2 separate regions of the Homo sapiens genome follow, and region 2 is linked to region 1. The links are chromatin contacts, found by Hi-C or POLR2A ChIA-PET in ENCODE. All regions are on one chromosome and are shown on one strand. Each heading gives the region's core, a stretch centred on a gene start or an enhancer-like site at or near the end of the contact. The rest is flanking DNA. Distances are from core to core; before and after follow the strand shown. Region 1 overlaps PLEKHA5 (pleckstrin homology domain containing A5). Region 2 overlaps AEBP2 (AE binding protein 2).

Region 1 (7,455 bases), core at 1,619-4,118:
TGAAAAATAATGCCTAATTGTTTCTTTAATGTGCAATTCCCTGATTACTGGTAAATTTGAGCATCTGCCAGTTTCCTTTTTAAAGAAAATTGACAAATAAGATTATATATATTTATGGTGAACAACATGTTTTGAAATATGTATATTGTGGAATGGCTAAACCAAGCTAATTAACATATGTATTACCTCACATAACCCATCCAACCACTATCTTCTCTTTTCCCAAATCTTTTCTTTGCAGTAAAAGGCACCAAATCACCCTAGTTGCCCAGGCCTAAAAGGCAGGGTGTCATTTTTGATTTCCTTCAAGAAACTTCCAGATTGGAGTGCAGTGGCACGATCCTGGCTCACTGCAACCTCTGCCTCCCGGGTTCAAGAGATTCTCCTGCCTCAGCCTCCCCAGTAGCTGAGATTACAGGTGAGCACTAAAATGTCTGGCTAATCTTTGTATTTTTAGTAGACATGGGGTTTCACCATCTTGGCCAGGCTGGTCTCGAACTCCTGGCCTCAACTGAACTGCCCGCCTTGGCCTCCCGAAGTGCTGGGATTACAGACTCAAGCCACCTTGCCCGGCACCAAACTTAATCTTGAGCAAGACGAGTTTGCAATCAAGCACATCAAAGCAATCAACTAGACTTGTCAATTATATCCCGAATACATCCTCATCCTCTTCTCACTTCAATCACTTAAGTAACTTTTGAACTTTCTCCAATTTATTATCCAGATTTCTGAGACACCAATCTGAATCTCTCTCTCCTAGCTTATGTCTCTAGCCTGTTCTTCACTCATTGATTCCCCAGTTACAATCAAGTCATACTGGATTTCTTTTGATTCTTCTGTTCTCTACCAAGCCTGGCGCTTTGCATATCTAAGCCATAATATGCATGTTATTCTTCGTATCACTGCTTGTGTTTTGCTTCCTCTACAAAGGTTTTCCTAGACTCTGAATCCTTAAGATTGTGCTGTTGTCCCGAAATGTGTTCCTACAGCACCCTGGTCTGCCTTCATTGTATTTGTCACACTAAATTGCATCTACTTATTCAATTGTCTCCTCTACTAGAGAATTATCTCTGTGAGTATCTGGACTGTATCTTTTCATTATTTTACTTTGCGGTCCCACAATTAGCATATAGTAGTTGCAAAATAAATATATTAAGAAAAGGTGCATGCAAAAATGAATAAATGCTCATATAAATATATTTACATTTTTTTTTTTAGAGTTGGGTTCTCACTGTGCTGCCACGCTGGAGTGCACTGGCACAGTCATAGCTCACTGCAGCTCCCAACTCCTGGGCTCAAGCAATCCTCCCACTTCAACTTCCCCCAAGTAGTAGGTACTACAGGTATGCACCACTATGCTTGGCTAATTTTTAAGAATTTTTTACAGAGATAGGGTCTTGCTAGGTTGCCCAGGCTGGTCTCAAACTCCTGGCATCAAACGATTCTCCTGCTTTGGCCTCCCAAAGTGCTGGGATTACAAGCCGAAAAACTGCGCCTGGCCTTGAATTTAATAGTTATGTGCATTCTGATTTAAAGAAAGCCCAAGAATAAGACTGGGAATTAGAGAGCAGTAGGCCTTTGCTGCCTCCATATTACTTGTCTCAGGAGATCCTTGCATTGTACCAACCTGCAGAAACTGGTAATGGAGGACAGTCAGAGAAGAGGTGATAATGGCAGGGGACAAGACAGGGGTGGGTTGGGAGGACAGGGCTTGCTCCCTCCCTCTCCCAAATAAACTCGATCTCTGCCTGTAACCCAAGCCTTTCCTTGTGCTTGGCCAGGAAGGATGACTCCTTGCCATTAGCAAAGTTGGGTGACAGAACATAAGAGACAGAGAATAAATACTTATATCTGATCATTATAAACAAAAGACGTAGTAATGAAGCTATAACAGCTAAAACACAATTTAAACCAATATTTTAATCAGTAGCTCAGAAACCAATCTCCACCAACACAGCATCAAAGAAACCTGGGTTCATAATGACAAGACAGACACTTACCCCCTGGTTTCTTCTTCATGACCCCTCCCCTTCTGGATTTTAATCCACTGTTCCAACTGCTGCATTGAATTTGTTCTCTGTATGACTCGATCGGCCTCTGTGTATAAGGGCCCTGTATTGGGGCGATTTCCACCTCTAAGATCTGCCAGGCTAACATTGACTATTTTGTTCTCTGAACTGCTCAAGTTGATTGGTCTGTAGTGCACAGTCTGAGCAGGGCATGCTGACCCACTCTCATATTCAGATGGCAGAGAATTCAGCTTTACACTATTAATTTTTGTTAAGGGTCTATCTTGACCATCCTTCTGAAATCCATATTTTTCAGCTTCTAATGCCTTTTTTTCTTCAATTTTGCTCATTTCCTTGTTTTTTTGATTGTTTTGGATCTCTGGTTTAATTAGCACTCTATGGTTGGGAATGTTATTGGTTTCTTTAGTTGGTGCATTTTCAGATGTAATCTTGTCCACTCTGAAATCAGAGAAGAAAATCATAGTAAATCAGATGAAATAATGTACATATTACTTCTGGGATTCAATCTAGGAAAAATTATACTTTACGGGGGTGGGGGCCAGGGGACTGGAAAGGGTCACAGTGGACAAGTCTACACAAATACCCAATGCTGTGATATTAACATTCAAGCACAACACCAGAATGTATAAACAGAAAGGGGGAAAAAGAAAACATAAAGAACTAGAGCGTAAAAAGTGATGTGTGCTCCCACCATTAGGAATCTGAAAATAAAGCAAATTAAGATTGCCTTATGACAGTTAAACCACAAAGTCTACACTTAAAGGACCACAGTAGATAGTCCCTTGAAAGGAGCCACATGGCTCCCAGCCAAGGTTAGCTGCTTGTTGACTCATGAGACAAACATGAGTCTGGTTGTGGAAATGGCTGCAACAGGAAATCATAGTCTGATGCTATCAAAGATCTGAACCATATAATTAACTCCTTTTGTTTGTATTCAAGAGGAACTCAGTATGATTTTAGAGCTCTTGGAGTCTGACTGCACATGTCCAGCTTGCAACTCTGTTCTTACTAGCTGAGTCTTCAGGCAAAGTACAGAACACTTAAAGTGCCTATGCTTCCTCTTTGGTAAATGGGTATGATTGTGCCACCAAGATCAGAGGGTTCTTGTGAGAATCAGATGAGTTAATGAGTGGCTGGCACAGACCTTATTTTACCATTATAATTCCAACACATCAAGCAATCTTGGGTTAGAATCTGGCATCCCATGTCCACCTGGCCACTGAAAGAATGAGCTCGTTAACAGCATGTGTCTAGGTCACTCGACAGTTGTACTTGCTCACTATTCTAGTTGCCATATCTAGGTCTTTCCCTGAGCCTAATCACTTCCAGACTCTGAAAAGATCAAGCTGAGTGTGTGAACCTGCACGAAACTGCCAAGATCATGCCACTCTAGGAGGCCTCTCAGGAGCCAGCCAACCCTCCATATTCCAATAAATAAAAATGCTTCTATCAGAAACTAGGTGTGGTAATGCTGCCAATGTTTATGACGTGTGGAAAGGATGTAGATCTATATACATATATCTGTAATCAACTATAGATGAAGATATCTAGAAGCTTTGGAATATGGTCACCAAGGAAAAAAAATTAAAAAAAAAAGGTGACTATTTTTCTTGGAGTAAAGTTATGAACCATCCATATATTTAGGTTAAATATAAACCATGGCTTCTAGATTGGAGGCAACATTAGACATTGGGAAAATTTACTAAGATAGACTATGTGCTTCTTTCTCTTGAAAAATAAAAGTTGGCCAGGTGTGGCCACTGATGCCTGTAATCCCAGCACTTTGGGAGGCCAGGGTGGGTGGATCACCTAAGATCAGGTGTTTGAGACCAGCCGGGCCAAAATGGTGAGACCCCGTCTCTACGAAAAATAAAAAAAAAATTAGCTGGCTTGGTGGAGGACATCTGTAATCCCACCTACTCGGGAGGCTGAGGCAGGAGAATTGCTTGAACCTGAGAGGCAGAGTTTGGAGTGAGCTGAGATCGTGCCACTGCACTCCAGCCTGGGCGACAGAGCGAGACTCCATCTCAAAACAAGAACAACAAAGAAGGCATAGAACATTTACACTAAAAGCATATGTATCCCTTGCTATTTGGGAGGGTAGGAATTTTAACATTAAACATAAAATAACTGAAAAGATTTTTAAAACATATTTACTGTAGTCTATCTAAAGCTATTATTATTACTGTCATCATGATTATTATCATTATTATTTGAGATAAGGTCTCTTGCCGTATAACCCAGGGGGGAGTGCAGTGACGTGATCTTGGCTCTCTGCAACCTCAACTTTCTGGGCTCAAGTGATCCTTCCCTCTCAGCCTCCCGAGCAGCCGGGACTATAGGTACACGCCACCACACCTAGCTAATTTTTAAATTTTTTTAGAGACGGGGTCTCACTGGTCACCTAGGTTGGTCTTGAACTCCTGGGCTCAAGCAATCCTCCCACCTTGGCCTCCTACATTATTGGGGTTACAAGCGTGAGCCACCGTGCTCAGCCTAAAGCTATTATTTTAAATTAAAACTGTGGTGGGTTTTTTTTCTTTTTCCCCAAGATTTATCATTGAAAAAGTAGTCAAAAAGACACATATGATGACTTTTCTCTAAATGGAACAAAGCTGACTCAGAAAAGTATGCTAAGGTACCATAAATAATATAAAACTTGTGATCTAATTTTAAAAAGTGACATTTAAGTTATTGCAGAAAATACACTGAGATATATAAAATGAAAATAATGGGCTTAGAGATGAAAATTATTCAGAGAATCCATATTATACTTAGATTTTTTTTTCTTTGGGCCATCAATGATCTGCACACTAGGAGACTATGACATTATCGTGAACAGGTGAAATACTTTATAAAGTTAGGGAGAATGAACTCTCAAGTTAAAAACTGGATGTTGTATTACAGTGATAAGCTCTGATAAATATTTTAAGTATTTGAGCCATACAGCAAAATGAGTGCATTAGCTTAAAACCAAGCAAACAAAATCTCTCTATACTTACTTTCACTTTGAATGACTAAATCTAATAGAGTGGGATAAAAATGCCAACAACTAGGAGTAGAAGAAAACACATAATTTCTACAGGATAACGGACTCTAAGCTGGGCACGCAGGTGGTATTAATAAATCTTGTCTGAGTAGATTACACTAACAAAGACGGCTGAAAACTGTATAAGCACCTAACTAGTGAACTATCAGGTTGCCAAAAGCCAAGCCAAATAATTGCCATCTTTATCATCCCAAATTACGAGTAATTATCAGTTTTTAGAGTGGTAAATTTAATAAAATAAAGTAGAAACATGCTGAAATTCTGAGAAAAGTATAATATACAATATTGAAATTATTTGGACATAAATATTTTAATTATTATACAGATTTCTGTATTCTAAACAATTTCCTAAAAATTTTGCTTTGAAGTTAAAAGTATTGAAGTTTTATTTTTATTTTTTTTTGACAGGGTCTCACTCCGTTGTCTAGGCTGGAGTGCAGTGGCACAGTCACAGCTCACAGCAGCCTCAACCTCCTGATTCAAGTGATCCTCATGCTTCAGCCTCCTGAGTAGCAGGGACTACAAGAGTGTGGTACTACGCCCAGCTAATTTTTGTATTTTTGGTACAGATGGTGTTTCATCATGTTGCCCAGGCTGATCTCAAAATCCTGGGCTCAAGTGATCCCTCAACCTCCCAAAGTGCTAGAATTACAGGTGTGAGCCACCATGCTCAGCCTGAAGATTTTAAATGAATTCTCTTCACCTACACATTTTCTCTCGTTATCAGTGCTAACCACCTCATCTTTATGCTACTCAGGTAATTTTTACACATGCAATTCCAAAAACAGATTTTCCTTCTATCTGCTCTCATCCTGCAATATGCATGTGGCAAAAGTGGTTTTTCTTAAAAATAGATGTCCTAGAGCTATATCCTAGACCCTCTTTTCTTTTCAGTTTTTCCCCAGCTCTAATTACTAGTGATTGGGTAACTTGATTTAGACTTGATATTTACAAAAATAGCACAAATACACAGCATCAACCTAAGTCTTTTAGCCAAAAAGCCAAGACTTTATTAAAATGCACACTAGAATAAGAAAAACAAAGGACTAGATGTATACTGTAACAATCCCTAATTTCCTGAGAAGAGGGAAAAAAAAGAAGAGGGAAAAAAGATGCACATTAGCATCTTTCTTACATAAGATATGTGCTCAGCTGTCACTGACTGGAAGAAAAATTAACTTGCATCATAATTTTTTCTTCGAATTACAGGAATATATATTTTTTAAAAAGCACATTATACTACTTGTATTTATGTAGTCTGAGAATCAGATTTCCTCTAACTAGCTATACTGAAGAATATTAAAATGATTCGTATCTTCAAGCAGGGAAAAATACATGGGTCAATTTTAACAGCACTTATCTATATTATCAAGGAATCTGAGTAGTGGAGTTTCAATATAAAAAAGGTACAATTCACCAAGAAGTGGATTTGGAAACAATCTAAATGCTTGACGAACTATTTTCTGGAGACATTCATTACAAAAACAATAAAAATTAATCAGAAATGTTGAAAAAATGAAACTATCAAAGTTTCTTACTGTAATTCATCACACTTTAGAAACATCAACACACTATTACAGAAAAACACAAATTAACTTCATAAAAATAAACTCTCTTCTAAGATTTAGAATCTTAAAAACACTATCTCAAAGGATAAAAATCTGTGTAGCTTTAAGGTAACAATTAAAAACGTACTCACCGGAAATTAAAGGTAATTCTGTAAGAAGAAAGAACATTCAGTTTGAATGTTAGGATTCTGGATTCACCCCAGTACACCGATAGGTGAAAATGAATAAAGAAGAAAAAGAAGAAAAGTGGAATAAAAATGTAGGTGGTATCGCAAACTAACAAAATGTGTATTAATTTAATTCAGAACAGGAATTGATCCTTGCTTTCTGAGGAAAAAATGATTTCATACCATGACTATTAAAATGATATGTACTATGACAGTGAAATACTTGCAAGGCATGGAATAAAATGGAAGTGGAAATCACCATCATTTTTTCTACAAGCCTTTACCTTTTCACAGGTTCTGTCTGTACTAGGGCAGCATCTAACATGGCTTTCATCCACAACTCCATTTCCTTTCCTGTATCAGTGCAGAAATAATAGGTCCGCATGTTTGGATGGGCTGCCTGATTGAAAATGACACGATCATTTTAAATAAAAATATAGGATTCTGTAAAAGAAAAAGAAAAAAAGGTAAGTGATTCCTGACATAGAACGTTGCTATCAAATTTCAGAGAAAGTAGACTTATCTTTTACCTGAGATATGGAAATGAATCAAGAAAAAATATAACTATTAACTTGAAAAATATATATTAATTTCCCCCTTAATTTTACCCTCTTTCTTTTAGTTGTGTGCACACTCTAAAA
Region 2 (7,455 bases), core at 2,026-4,525, 210 kb before region 1:
GGTGGAGGGCAGGAGAAGAGATAGACCAGAAAAGGACATTAGAAATCTTGTCTTACTGAAATATTCTCTATCAGGATGGTAGTTACAAATGTGCATACGAACATAAGAAACAAATCATTAAACTGTTAAACAAGTGTGCATTAGACACAACTATACATTATATCAGACCTTCAAACAAAATGAAAAAAAAAAAAAAAAAAAAGCAGAGGCTCACCTCAAACATCACCTTATCACTTCCTCTCTCTATAGTCACCTGCCACTCATCTTCTACTATCCTTTCCCAGCCCCTGTTATAATTTAATTGATCCCTAACCCAGAGAATCTCATAGGTCACTATTGAAGAACTTACATTTCATTATTTAAGTTTCTTTAGATCTGTATAAACCCAGAGACTACAAGTTCCCTGAGTATAGAGGCCTGCTTTTCTTTTTTTTTTTTTTTTGAGACAGGGTCTCTCTCTCTCTCTCTGTCACCCAGGCTGGAGTGCAGTCTCAGCTCACTGCAGCCCCAAACACCCAGACTCAAGTGATCCTTCCACCTCACCTTCCTGAGTAGGTGGGTCTACAGGTACATGCCAACACGCCCGGCTAATTTTTGTATTTTTTTTGTACAGACAGGGTTTCGTCATGTTGCCCAGGCTGGTCTCAAACTCCTGGGCTTAAGCAATCTGCTTGTGTCAGCCTCCCAAAGTGCTGGGATTACAGCATGAGCCAGGACACCCGGCCTACTCTGTTTTTCTCATTACCTCGTTTCCATATTGCCCAGCATAGTGCCAGGTACTTCAGACATCAATGTTTTGTTGATTTAAATAATTCCTATGATTCATGTATGGAACAATACCTCACTAAATCATATACCTTAACTTTTTTTCTTTCAAAGACAATTTCTTTCCCCTCTCCAATAGGAAACGTCTACAGTTTCTAGAAGAGGATTTGGAAAAAACAAAAAACACAAAACATTTGTATAGGCTTTGAAATTAACCTGCATATACATCATCATCAACCAGCAGAAAGGCTGCCTTAAAATATACTTACACACACATACACACATGGAAATACAATGAAGATGTAAATGATTTAAATGATTCTTTTACTTTAATAAATAATCTCTTATATTTAGTGTGCACACACTGAACAAGAACTTCATGATGTAATTAGTACTACCAACTACACATTAGACAGGAAGTTAAAAAAGCAGTTCGCAGTCACATTTCCAGCAAATGTCACGGCCAAGATCTGCAGTATGACTACAGGAAACACTGGGGTGTTAAAGTAATAGGACCTGTGCCCCAGAAAATTAATTAGACCATTGATTTACTTATTCATTCATTTATTCATTTACTACCTCCTTCATTTTTTTCTTCAGAGACCACTTACTTAAAAAAAAAATTAAGAAAAAAAATCTGAACGGTTAGACATATGAAAAGATGTTCAACCTAACCCATAATGAAAGAAATACTAATTAAAACTATTAAGATGGGCCAGGCGCGGTGGCTCACACCTGTAATCCCAGCACTTTGTGAGGCCAAGGCGGGCGGATCACGAGGTCAAGAGATCGAGACCATCCTGGCCAACATGGTGAAACCCCGTTTCTACTAAAAATACAAAAATTAGCTGGGCGTGGTGGTGGGTACCTGTAGTCCCAGCTACTCGGGAGGCTGAGGCAGGAGAATCACTTGAACATGGGAAGCGGAGGTTGCAGTGAACCGAGATCACACCACTGCACTCCAGCCTGGCAACAGAGCACAGCAAGACTCCGTCTCAAAAAAATAAACTATTAAGATGTAACTTCTCTGAGACCAAGGGGAGGCGGATCACCAGAAGTCCAAGACCAGCCTGGCCAATGTAGTGAAACCCCATCTCTACTAAAAATACCAAAAAAAAAAAAAAAAAAAAAAAAATTGGCTGGGCGTTGTGGTGCCTGCCTGTAATCCCAGCTACTCCAGAGGCTGAAGCATGAGAATCAATTGAACTGAGGAGGTGGATGTTGCAGTGAGCCCACATCATGCCACTGCACTCCATCTAGCCTGGGCGACAGAGCCAAACTCTGTATCCCAACAAAAAACAAACAAACAAACAAAAAGATGTAATGTCTCACCTATGAGATTAGCAAAAATCCAAAAGTTTGACAATCCTCTCTCAGCAAAGCCTTGGAGACACTCCAACATTAGGCAGACACTCTAACATTACTGATGACGGCACTAGCTCTAGGGAACGACAATTTGGCAAGTTATCAAAATTAGCAATGTTTACATTAACCTTTGATCCACCCACTCACATCATTTTAGGGGATTTTTCCTACATACATAATTATACATGTACAAAATGATACATATTCAGGATTCATCACTATAGCACTATTTGTAACAATAAGACAAGAAGCAACCCAAGTGTATCTACAAAGTTTGGTTAAACCGCTAATATTACACAATGGAAAGCGATGAAGCTGAAAAAATGAGACTATTCACTATGAACTGATATGAAAAGATCCCAGCATAAAGTATATTCAAAAAGCAAGGTACAATCGGGAGGAGGAAGATGGAGATAGGAGAAAGGGCTAACATGCAGCTCCCACTTTGGCAGAGAGAACACCATGTGGAGACTCGCACCGTGAACTTTTGCTTCAAGAACCACCCCAGGAATATACCAGGCAAACCGAAAAAATTCACAGATCCTTTCAAAGAAGCGGTACACTGCTGCAAATTCCGTGAGACAGGTAAAAAACTGTGAGTTCCCAAAGTGTAAGAGAGAGAAAACCTGCCTCCACACACACAACCCCACTGGGGAATCTGAAAATCCAGATCATGGGAGACGAGACGGATTTAACCTTACCTAGGGCTGAAACAGATTTAAGGGAACGTGCAAAATATAAAAGTAGAAGCAGCAGTGGGAAATGCCTTGTAAGCATTCCCAGCCTCTAGCTAGAGCCCAGGGAAGCCATCCCCGACTATATCTCACAAGGGTACTAGCAGAAGACAGCCAGTAGAATTAGGGAAGGGTAACAGGGCAAAAGAAGCTTCTAAATGAGATAGTAACAATTTCAGCTGGACATGGATTTTCTTGAGCAGAAAAGGGAGGTGGCGAGGGAACAGGAACTGCTGCAGATACCAGCGCAGAGCTGCTGACAGAGTAGGCAGACGGGGAGGGGCGAGGTCTGAAGGCCTTGCTTTCTCAGCAGGGAAGCCTGGGGCAAGGTCTGAGCAGTACACCAAGGGAGTGAGAGTGGCTTCACCCACTGCATGGGAGCTGAATGAGGTCTCTCGCAACCAGGACTCTCACAACCCCCCACTTCCCTGGTGAACTATATGACACAGCAGAGGCAGCCAAAATCCCCTATGGAACATAACCCCACTGGCCTGAAAACCAACGCCCTATCTCCCACAGTGGCTGTGGCAAGCCCCGCCTAATGAAAGTGAGTCTGAGCCCAGTTCCGCCTAACCCTGCTCCCACCTGATGGTATTTCTCTACCTGCCCCTTTAGCAGAACAGGAAACATAGCCCCACCCATCTCGCCAGAAGCCAAAATACTTGCCCAGGCCAACTTAGGGCAAGCAATCTCCCTACTTAACTACTACTGCAACTGGTGCACTCTTCAAAGTGTCACCTCCTGGTTGGAGGCCAACCAATTCAGGCCATTAGAGCAACTCATGACAGAATAACCCAGATCCCAGGAAGCGGAAAACAACAGCTAATTCCACTGCCTGCGACATCCTGGCCAACCAGAGGTCCTGAGTGTGTCCACATTACAAGTTCATTGCTAGCATAACCAGTATTCAAGAAAGCAAGTACACTCAACATATCTACAACCGAACACCACCAAAGAGTCCACTTCACTCCCCTGCCACCTCCAGCAGAGCAGGTGCTGGTATCCACAGCTCGGAGACCTGAAGATGAATCACATCACAGGACTCCTTGTAGGCATTCCCCAGCACCATCCCAGAGCCTAGTAGCCCTGCTGCTGGATGGCTACACTCAGAAGAGCAATAACAATCACTGCAGTCCAGCTCTCAGGAAGCCCCATCCCTAGAGGAAGTGGGAGACAGCAGGCCCTGAGATCCAGTCTTTTCCACCGAAATAGTCTAAACAAATGAGAAGGAACCAGAAAAGTAATTCTGGTAATATGACAAAACAGGGTTCTATAACCCCAGTAATGTATCCAAACCAAGAATAAATTTCTGAATTTCCAGATAAAGAATTCAGAAGGTTGATTATTAAGATACTCAAGGAGATATCAGAGAAAGGTGAAAACCAAATTAAAGACAACAATACAGGATACGGATGAAAAATTCTCCAGAGAAAAAATATCATAAAGAAACAGCAATCACAACTTCTAGAAATAAAAGTCACACTTAGAGAAACAGAAAATGCACTGGAGGCTGGGCACCGTGGCTCATGCCTGTAATCCCAGCACTGTGGGAGGCTGAGGCAGGCAGATCAAATGAGTTCAGGAGTTCAAGGCCAGCCTTGCCACCACGGTGAAACCCCGTCTCTACTAAAAATACAAAATTTAGCCAGGCATGTTGGCAAGTGCCTGTAATCCCAGCTACTCGGGAGGATGAGGCATGAGAATCACTTGAACCCAGGAGGTGAAGGTGGGAGGTTGCAATAAACCAAGACTGTACCACTGCGCTCCAGCCTGGGTGACAGAACAAGACTCTGCCTCACAAAAAAAAAAAGAAAAGAAAAGAAACAACAATCACAACTTCTAGAAATAAAAGGCACACTTAAGAGAAACAGAAAACGCACTGAAGGCCAGGCACAGTGGCTCATGCCTGTAATCCCAGCACTCTGGGAGGCAGAGGCGGGTGGATCACCTGAGGTCAGCAGTTCAAGACGAGCCTGGCCAACATGATGAAACCCTGCCTCTACTAAAAAAATACAAAACTTAGCTGGGTGTGGTGGTGGGCACCTGTAATCCCAGTTACTCGGGAGGATGAGGCAAGAGAATCACTTGAACCTGGAAGGCGGAGGTTGAAGTGAGTGGAGATAGCATCACTACACTCCAGCCTGGGCAACAGAGTGAGACTCGGTCTCAAAAAAAAAAAAAAAAAAAAAAAAAAGGATGCACTGCAAAGTTTCAATAACAGTAGAAGAAAGAATTTCAGAGCTCAAAGACAAGGCTTTCGAAATAACCCAATCAGACAAAGACAAAGAAAAGACACTTAAAAAAAAATTAACAAAGTCTCCACGAAATGTGGGATTACATCAAACAACCAAACCTAAGAATAACTGGTGTTTCTGAGAAAGAAGAGAAATCTACAAGTTTGGAAAACTTACTCGAGGTGAATAACTGAGGAAAACTTCCCTGGCCTTGCTAAAGAGGTAGACACCCAAATACAAGAAGCTCAAAGAACAACTGAGAAATTCCTCCCAAAAATATTATCACCTAGGCACACAGTCATCAGGTTATCTAAAGTCAAGATGCAGGAAAGAATATTACGAGTTGTGGGACAAAAGCATCAGATAACCTATAAAGAAAAACCTATCAGATTAACAGCAGACTTCTCAGCAGAAACCTTACAAGCCAGAAGAGACTGGGGTACCACCTTCTGCTGCCTGAAACAATAATTATCAGCCAAGAATATTGTATCCAGCAAAACTAAGCTTCATAAATGAAGGAGAGATCAAGTCTTTTTCAGACAAAGGCTAAGAGAATTTGTCACTACCAAGCCAGCACTACAAGAAATGCTAAAAGAAGTTCTAAATCTTGAAATAAAACCTCGAAACACACCAAAATAGAACCTCCTTGGCAGGGCGCAGTGGCCCATGCCTGTAATCCCAGCACTCTGGGAGGCCGAGGTGGGCAGATCACCTGAGGTCAGGAATTCAAGACCAGCCTGGCCAACATGGAGAAACCCTGTCTCTAGTAAAAAATACAAAAATTAGCCAGGCGTGGTGGTGGGCACCTATAATCCCAGCTACTTGGGAGGGTGAGGCAGGCAGAATTGCTTGAACCCAAGAGGCTGAGGTTGCAGTGAGCCAAGATTGTGCCACTGCACTCCAGCCTGGGCAACAGAGTGAGACTCCATGACAAAAACAAGACAAAAAGAATCTCCTTAAAGCATAAATCTCATAGGACCTATAAAACAATAACACAATGAAGAAAAAAAAACAGCTATTAAGGCAACAACAAGCATGATGAATACAACAGTACTTCATATCTCAATACTAACACCGAATGTAAATGGCCTAAATGCTACATTTAAAAGGTATGGAATGGGAAAATGGATAAAATTCCACCAACCAAGTATCTGCTGTCTTCAAGAGACTCACCTAACACATAAGGACTCAAATAAACTTAAGGTAAAGGGGTGGAAAAAGATACTCCATGCAAATAGAAACCAAAAGCAAGCAGGCATAGCTATTATTATATCAAATATAACAGACTTTAAAGCAACAATAGTAAAAAAAAAAAAAAAAAAAAAAAAAAAAAAACCCACAAAGAGGTGACATTAAATAATAATAAAAGAATTAGTCCAACAGGAAAATAACAATCCTAAATATATATGCACCCAACTGGAGCTCCCAAATTTATAAAATAATTACTAAACCTAAGAAATAGGATAGACAGCAACACAATAAACACAGTAAAATAATAATAATCCTAGCAACATAATTATGTAATAATAATTGTATCCTGACTTCAGATAACCTGATGACTGTGTGCCTAGGTGATGATCTTTTTGTGATGAATTTCTCAGCTGTTCTTTGAGCTTCTTGTATTTGGATATCTACATCTCTAGCAAGGCCAGGGAAGTTTTCCTCAGTTATTCCCCTCAAGTAAGTTTTCCAAATAATAGTGGGGGACTTCAATACTCCACTGACAGCATTAGACAGGTCATCAAGACCGAAAGTCAACAAAGAAATAATGGATTTAAACTACACCCTGTAACAAATTAACTTAACAAGTATTTACAGAACATTCTACCAAAAACTGCAGAATATACTTTTTTTTGAGGCCCGTCACCCTGGTTAAAGTGCAGTGGCACAATCTTGGCTCATGGCAATCTCTGCCTCCCAGGCTCAGGCAATCCTCCCACTTCAGCCTCCCGCATAGCTAGGACTACAAGTGTGCACCACCATGTTCAACTAATTCTTTTATTTTTTGTTGAGACAAGGTTTTGCCATGTTGCCCAGGCTGGTCTCAAACTCCTGAGCTAAAGCAATCCACCTGCTTCGGCCTCCCAAAGTGCGAGACCTACCATGCCTGGCCAGGATATACATTATTTTCATCAGGACATGGATAGACCAAGATAGACCATATGATAGGTCACAAAACAAGTCTCTATAAATTTTTTAAAAAATCTAAATTATATCAAGTATCCTATCAGACCACAGTGGAATGAAACTGGAAATTAACTCCAAAAGGAACCCTCAAAACTACACAAACACATGGAAATTAAATAATCTGCTCCTGAATGATCCTTGAGTCAACAATGAAATCAAGGTGGAAATTA

What was found. A loop is a pair of places that touch in the nucleus more often than their neighbours do. ChIA-PET counts read pairs that join two places held with the same protein, here RNA polymerase II (POLR2A). Pooled maps may share reads with other maps.
Region 2: a pooled map shows a loop between it and region 1 (4-fold over the local background). The contact joins two enhancer-like sites. A Hi-C loop is called at or near these places in 2 of 50 pooled maps. POLR2A ChIA-PET finds 5 or more read pairs at or near these places in 3 of 52 experiments (H1, T-cell and activated CD8-positive, alpha-beta memory T cell).

The regions. Positions count from the first base shown.
Region 1 is chr12:19,269,529-19,276,983 of GRCh38, reverse strand. It overlaps PLEKHA5 (pleckstrin homology domain containing A5), which reads right to left. Exons shown (of 32, transcript NM_001256470.2): 9 at 7,099-7,214; 10 at 6,779-6,796; 11 at 2,001-2,468. It overlaps LOC124902892 (a long non-coding RNA gene), which reads left to right. Exons shown (of 3, transcript XR_007063235.1): 2 at 242-418; 3 at 1,219-1,300. Among named protein-coding and RNA genes, the nearest start is that of PLEKHA5, 140 kb to the right of the region's middle. Within about 2 kb of position 2,868, at least 9 of the 41 ENCODE cell types and tissues checked have a DNase peak (open chromatin) inside an H3K27ac peak, as active enhancers do.
Region 2 is chr12:19,478,696-19,486,150 of GRCh38, reverse strand. All of the region lies in intron 3 of AEBP2 (AE binding protein 2), which reads right to left. Among named protein-coding and RNA genes, the nearest start is that of AEBP2, 43 kb to the right of the region's middle. RefSeq lists an enhancer at 2,787-3,288 and a silencer at 3,002-3,296. Within about 2 kb of position 3,275, at least 8 of the 41 ENCODE cell types and tissues checked have a DNase peak (open chromatin) inside an H3K27ac peak, as active enhancers do.